2 separate regions of the Homo sapiens genome follow, and region 1 is linked to region 2. Evidence: chromatin contacts called from ENCODE Hi-C or POLR2A ChIA-PET data. All regions are on one chromosome and are shown on one strand. The core of a region is the stretch at or near the end of the contact, and the rest is flanking DNA. Distances in the headings are between cores, read along the strand shown. Region 1 overlaps RUNX1 (RUNX family transcription factor 1). Region 2 holds the start of LINC00649 (long intergenic non-protein coding RNA 649).

Region 1 (3,507 bases), core at 272-2,771, 1.0 Mb before region 2:
AAAACATCCTACAATACACAGCATAGCTCTCCACAGCAATGATTCATCCAGCCCAAAATGTCAAGAGTTCTGAGGTTGAGAAACCCTATGTTAACCAGGTTACAAAAAAAAAAAGTGTCTCAACTTGTTCACTGAAGGGCTAGCTCAACTATTATTGTCATTCACAGCAATCATATTCTTACCACAATACTAAAATTCCTGAACCCGAGAGTTTTGTTGAATATGTTCAAAGTCATATTTAAACATTATTTCATTTCTTTCTTCAACTTCCATATACCGTATGTGTTTGTGAAGGTATTATCTGTGTAAAAAATCAGAAACTAAGAAACCAGGCACTTGACTCTTAGGATGTTTGGATATCAGAGTCAGGATTTAAACCAAGGTTTAAGTCCAACCACATCCCAGTTAGGAATCAGCAATGCTATGACTCCGTGAAGGAAATCATGGCAGTGGAAGGAGAGCTCACAGCTGTAGGACCCATTTCTCGGTTGTCTTCAGGCTCCCAAAGAACACATCAACTAGAATCAGCTAACGCATGAGTGACAGATTATTTTCATTATAGAAGTGTATTTCTATTTGCTCTCTAAGCCTCTTTATTAATTTCACTCTTCAAAACATATACCACTGGGTTAAGAATTCATTAAATGTAAAGATGTCACATTTTGAATCATCAAATGTAGAATAAAGACAGAATCAAAAACATGAAAAAATAATAGCAGTAAGGGAGAGAGAGGGAAAATGAATATGGGGAAGTCTAAAAAATGAAAAAGGGGAAAAATGAAGGAATATGCCTGCTGTTTCCTAATGAGTAGCTGAAAGTCTTCAACCTATGAAGCCTCCTGGATCATCTGCCAATTGTTCAACACAACTCCCACCCCTGCCTTCATCCTCTTTCCCTGATTCACACCCTCATGGCCTCTTTTCATTACAGTCAAGGTCCATCCCAGCTTTGACCTCATGAATCCATTATGCCCTCCTCTGTTACTGCTAGACCTGCAGACCCAGTGTCCACAAAGATGCTCCTATATTCTTTATTCCTGCTTCTCTGGAATGGTTTTAATGCCCCCTAAAGCACCAGCATGTGAATCGACCTTTGTGTTCATATCATGGAGTCCTCTTAGCTCCTTGGTGCCTCCAAGGCCAAGCTTCCATCACCTGCCAAGACACAGCGAGCTGGACCAATATTTGTGTGGCAGGTTGGGTGTGACATGAATGTCAAAGCCACCCTGAATTGAGGGATTCTGCTCCCCTTTGTTGAACTTCCTTTGGGTGGTAAGCCAGACATTGTCATTCAGCAAACATGGTTTCAATAAATATCTAGATGCAATCAAGAGAAACATGAAAATGACATGGCCTCAGTCCTCCAAGAGTTCAAATCTAACAGAAGGGACAAAAAGTGTCTTAGCCTAAGATGATTAAAAAAAAATTAAAAAAAAACTTGACTCAAAAGCTTATATGCTTTTTGGGGTGGGGCAACAGGGTGTACAGTCCCAAGGAAGTAAAAGTGAAAGCAAAAGAAAAGGCACAGAGCTAGTCACAGCTCATGAGAAACTTAGCTAAGCCTTTGCTCTCTCAGGACATACACAGAAAAGCTGTACGAATCTGCTGTGTCTTAGAACAAAGGCAAGCAACTTATCTGCTGGATTCTCCCTATCCACTGCCTCTCATTGATCAAAAGTTCACCCAATACAGTATTAATTCCCCCTGCACTTGCAAGTTGTTACCTGGAACCCCCAGGTAGCCACTGGGAAATCCAAGCATCTCTAAGTTCTGGCCAAGTAGCACATAGGTACAGCTGACTCCTCTTGTCAGTGAGCATCACACATGGGAATTCTTTGGTCTGTGATGGCAATAGCAGCAGCTGTGGCTTTATGACAGTATCCTTTGCCCCATTTCCAAGGCCACCCAGACCCAGAAGCAAGACAAACTCCCAGGCACTGAGCCAGGAAGGTCTGGAGTGGTGCGTGAACGGGGTCCATCACACCAGTGAGTTCAGTGCAGTGTACTGCATGCCCAGCCAACCCAAAGACCAAGGCAAGACCTAGGAACTTTTTATTTCAAAAGGAACATAGGTCTTGAAAATACTCTACTTTCAGCTACTATACGTCGAACACAGTAAAACAACAGTATTTGTTCCCTTTTCTGGTAATAAATCCTAATGACTCCAGCTTGCCAGAAGTCATAAAAAAAACATCAAAACTTGCTGAAGGATTGATAACATCCCACCACTCATAAAATGTCAGATGTTGGATTCATTGTTAGTGACCTAAAACATTAGAAACTTAGATTCAATGGAAAATAAGTGTAAACACATCAGAGCAACACAGCCTAGCTCTGGATGTAATTTGACCTAGTTATGTAGACATTTGGAAACACTGGCTTCTACCTGAGGGGCTACTTGTAGCATGTAACAAGGACGCATCTCACAGTACTCATGCACTAACAGCTCTGCAGAAGGGCACTGAAGGTTGAGGAAGAGGTGTTTAGTTTGAAACAAGTCCACCATCGAGATGTTCCCAACCACTAATTTTCCAAGATAAACTGTTATGTCCTGTGTGTATAGCTTTGCAATCCTGATTAAAGCCAACAGCTTTGGGTGAACACACACCACATTATACCCATATCTGTCCCACAATTTTTGTGCAAACTCTCTTAATACCACTTCAAAAGCATGTGATCATTATGCACACGTACATGTACGTACTAAAGTGAGAAATAGGAGTAGAAGTGAATGCATAAAAGAGGATGCACATGCAATAAGAAGAGAGATGGGTATAATGTAGGACAGACTGGCTAATTGGTCAGAAAATCATGGATGAGAGAAATGGGTAAATGGGAGAGGAGTATGGGAAATGCCGGGGGTAATGAGGTTCCACTAGGCACCGTTGGTTAACATGAGATCAGAAGCATGGCATGAGCATTTTCTAGAATGTATCACTTAGTAGTGAGAGACAGTGTGGGGAAACAAACAGGGGTAAAATTTAGAAGGAAGGCAACTTGGATTTGAATCTCAACTCTACTACTTGAGTTAGTAACCTCAGTAGAAGGGGTATAATATTGTCCCCAATATTAGGGAGCCATAAAGATTCAATGATACATTGTATCACAAATGATATCACATAATGGACTCCTCAATAAATTGTAACTGTTTTACATAGGTAAAGATCACCGGCATGGTTTTCTAAAAGAAAATCATAAATCAGCTATATGGAAAGTGATATGCAGGAAGTAGTCGTTTAGAGGGGAGAACCCACAACCCAGCAGTGGTATAATGGTAGGTTTGAAGAGGACTGGAAAGCTATGTCTGAACTGGGGACATCTCTACAGAGGGCCCTGCCAACACCTGAAACTTAGAATGTATAAAATATAACTTGTCCTCTTTTCCTCAAAACCAGCTCCTCCTCCTAACTTTCACTTACTCTTTCATTCATTCATTAATTTATTATCATATATTACTCAATAAACATGTTTATAACATCTATACTGTAATAAGCACTCTACATGAAA
Region 2 (3,489 bases), core at 914-3,413:
CTCAGAGTTTATGAAATTATATGCAACTTAGCTTGATGTTAGTCTAATGCCCATCTCAGTGTCTTCTTGAATGTATAACAAAGAAAAGGTGATTTTTAAAAGTTAAAATTGGTTCAGGCCAAGCATGATGGCTTACATTTATAATCCCAGCACTTTGGGAGGCTGAGGCAGGTAAATCGCTTGAGCTCACGAGTTCAAGACCAGCCTTGCCAATATGATGAAACCTCATCTCTACAAAAAATACAAAAAGTAGCCGAGTGTGATGATGTGCGCCTGTGGTCCCAGCTACTTGAGAGGCTCAGGTGGGAGGATGGCTTGAGCCCAGGTGGCAGAGGTTGCAGTGAGCCGAGATTGCATCACTGCACTCCATCCTGGGTGAAAGCCTTGTCCCAAAAAAAAGAAAAAAGTTAAAATTGATTCAAAGGGAGTTGGTGACAGCTCCTTATAGGGTCAGTCTTGGTTGCTTCTCTATTCCCTACAATTTCTATCATGATCTCAAATAGGCCACTCATATTTGTTTAAAGAGTTCATGCCTGCAATGAATGAATGAATAAAGATGGCTTTCTATCCCATTTCAAGCCATACAATATAGATGATCTGAATTACTCTGCTGTCCTGCAGATTTGGCCTTGGTTCCCAAAGACCACCCCACTAATAGCCCCCTGATTGCTTAAAAACTCAAAATAGCCAGTGCTTTTATCCAGCCCTACAATTCTATCCACAGAACCATAAGCCCGTAGAAATATGCTACCAGCCCAGCCTCCCCCAAGGAGGTGTCCTGCAAAATGAAAAGTATGGCATTCTTTACCACTTTCGGGTCAAGGGGCCATCTCCAAGGTCACACTAATTCATCTGCTACAGACACTGTGGCTGCCTTTAAACCTTGAGCTAGAAAAAGCCTCCTTTATTCTCCAGTCACCTCATCTACGCTTTTCCCAGCCTCTCCGTGGGGTCAGCAGTGACCACTTCCTTGTACCAAACTGCACTGCCCCAACAGAACACCAGCCTGATTTACCAGGATCCTCAAAGCAAGTGTTCCTTTCTGTGTGTTCTTTATGCATAAAAAGAAACAAAATGATTCCTCTGTCACCAAACTTTGCCAATGGTTTTTGGGGTGGTGCATCCCACTGTGGGGTCCAGGAAGATCATATTCTCTCTGGAGCATTTCAAAATCGGACTCCGCCACTCGCTGTCCCACGTTCTGGGAGCACTTCCCCACATCTGAATGTGTTTCCTTGCCCCAACTTTTACTTTCACTTTTGCTCCAGCTAAATAATTATATAAAGAAAAAAATGTAGAATTTATCTTTCTTTTTTTTCTTTTTTTTTTTTTTACCATGTAATTTCCTTTTTCGTGGTGAACTCCTACAAAGCCTCGGCCGTTCTCACATTTTTGTTTGAACCAAACATAAACGCTCTTTTTTATAAAATAAATCTTGCTCTGTGCTTGCTTGCCAATGTGCCCTGATTGCTGATTGTTCTAAAATCACTAGTCTGTCTTCCCTTGTAAACCCCCTGATGAAGACACCCAGTTGTGACTCACCTAGCTGTGGTCCCCTGCAACCAGGTGCCTCCAAAATGGGGCTGGCGTTGACAATAACCATTTCCCAGCTTTTAGAAAGAGGTGACAGAGCTCTGTTGTAGTGTCTGAGCCACAACTCAAGAAGGTAATGAGAATAAGGAGCCAAGATGGCCGAATAGGAACAGCTCTGGTCTACAGCTCCCAGCGTGAGCGACGCAGAAGACGGTGATTTCTGCATTTCCATCTGAGGTACCGGGTTCATCTCTCTAGGGAGTGCCAGACAGTGGGCGCAGGTCAGTGGGTGCGCGCACCGTGCGCGAGCCGAAGCAGGGCGAGGCATTGCCTCACTTGGGAAGCGCAAGGGGTCAGGGAGTTCCCTTTCCGAGTCAAAGAAAGGGGTGACGGACGCACCTGGAAAATCGGGTCACTCCCACCCGAATACTGCGCTTTTCCGACGGGCTTAAAAAACGGCGCACCACGAGACTATATCCCACACCTGGCTCGGAGGGTCCTACGCCCACGGAGTCTCGCTGATTGCTAGCACAGCAGTCTGAGATCAAACTGCAAGGCAGCAGCGAGGCTGGGGGAGGGGAGCCCGCCATTGCCCAGGCTTGATTAGGTAAACAAAGCAGCCGGGAAGCTGGAACTGGGTGGAGCCCACCACAGCTCAAGGAGGCCTGCCTGCCTCTGTAGGCTCCACCTCTGGGGGCAGGGCACAGACAAACAAAAAGACAGCAGTAACCTCTGCAGACTTAAATGTCCCTGTCTGACAGCTTTGAAGAGAGCAGTGGTTCTCCCAGCACGCAGCTGCAGATCTGAGAACGGGCAGACTGCCTCCTCAAGTGGGTCCCTGACCCCTGACCCCCGAGCAGCCTAACTGGGAGGCACCCCCCAGCAGGGGCACACTGACACCTCACACGGCAGGGTATTCCAACAGACCTGCAGCTGAGGGTCCTGTCTGTTAGAAGGAAAACTAATAAACAGAAAGGACATCCACACCAAAATCCCATCTGTACATCACCATCATCAAAGACCAAAAGTAGATAAAACCACAAAGATGGGGAAAAAACAGAACAGAAAAACTGGAAGCTCTAAAATGCAGAGCGCCTCTCCTCCTCCAAAGGAACGCAGTTCCTCACCAGCAACGGAACAAAGCTGGATGGAGAATGACTTTGACGAGCTGAGAGAAGAAGGCTTCAGACGATCAAATTACTCTGAGCTACGGGAGGACATTCAAACCAAAGGTAAAGAAGTTGAAAACTTTGAAAAAAATTTAGAAGAATATATAACTAGAATAACCAATGCAGAGAAGTGCTTAAAGGAGCTGATGGAGCTGAAAACCAAGGCTCGAGAACTACGTGAAGAATGCAGAAGCCTCAGGAGCCGATGGGATCAACTGGAAGAAAGGGTATCAGTGATGGAAGATGAAATGAATGAAATGAAGCGAGAAGGGAAGTTTAGAGAAAAAAGAATAAAAAGAAATGAGCAAAGCCTCCAAGAAATTTGGGACTATGTGAAAAGACCAAATCTACGTCTGATTGGTGTACCTGAAAGTGATGGGGAGAATGGAACCAAGTTGGAAAATACTCTGCAGGATATTATCCAGGAGAACTTCCCCAATCTAGCAAGGCAGGCCAACGTTCAGATTCAGGAAATACAGAGAACGCCACAAAGATACTCCTCGAGAAGAGCAACTCCAAGACACATAATTGTCAGATTCACCAAAGTTGAAATGAAGGAAAAAATGTTAAGGGCAGCCAGAGAGAAAGGTCGGGTTACCCTCAAAGGGAAGCCCATCAGACTAACAGCGGATCTCTTGGCAGAAACCCTACAAGCCAGAAGAGAGTGGGGGCCGATATTCAACATTCTTAAAGAAAAGAATTTTCAACCCAGAATTTCATATCCAGCCAAACTAAGCTTCATAAGCGAAGGAGAAATAAAATACTTTACAGACAAGCAAATGCTGAG

Evidence for each region. Hi-C counts contacts between places; a loop is a spot of excess contacts on that map. ChIA-PET counts read pairs that join two places held with the same protein, here RNA polymerase II (POLR2A). Pooled maps may share reads with other maps.
Region 1: a pooled map shows a loop between it and region 2 (2.3-fold over the local background). The contact joins the enhancer-like site here to the promoter of LINC00649 in region 2. A Hi-C loop is called at or near these places in 3 of 50 pooled maps. POLR2A ChIA-PET finds 5 or more read pairs at or near these places in 2 of 52 experiments (activated CD4-positive, alpha-beta T cell and activated T-cell).

Annotation. Positions count from the first base shown.
Region 1 is chr21:34,932,190-34,935,696 of GRCh38, reverse strand. The region is part of intron 2 of RUNX1 (RUNX family transcription factor 1); the gene reads left to right. Among named protein-coding and RNA genes, the nearest start is that of RUNX1-AS1, 98 kb to the right of the region's middle. Within about 2 kb of position 1,521, at least 5 of the 41 ENCODE cell types and tissues checked have a DNase peak (open chromatin) inside an H3K27ac peak, as active enhancers do.
Region 2 is chr21:33,929,796-33,933,284 of GRCh38, reverse strand. LINC00649 (long intergenic non-protein coding RNA 649) reads right to left here and starts at 2,163. Exons shown (of 3, transcript NR_038883.2): 1 at 1,543-2,163. RefSeq lists an enhancer at 1,869-2,510.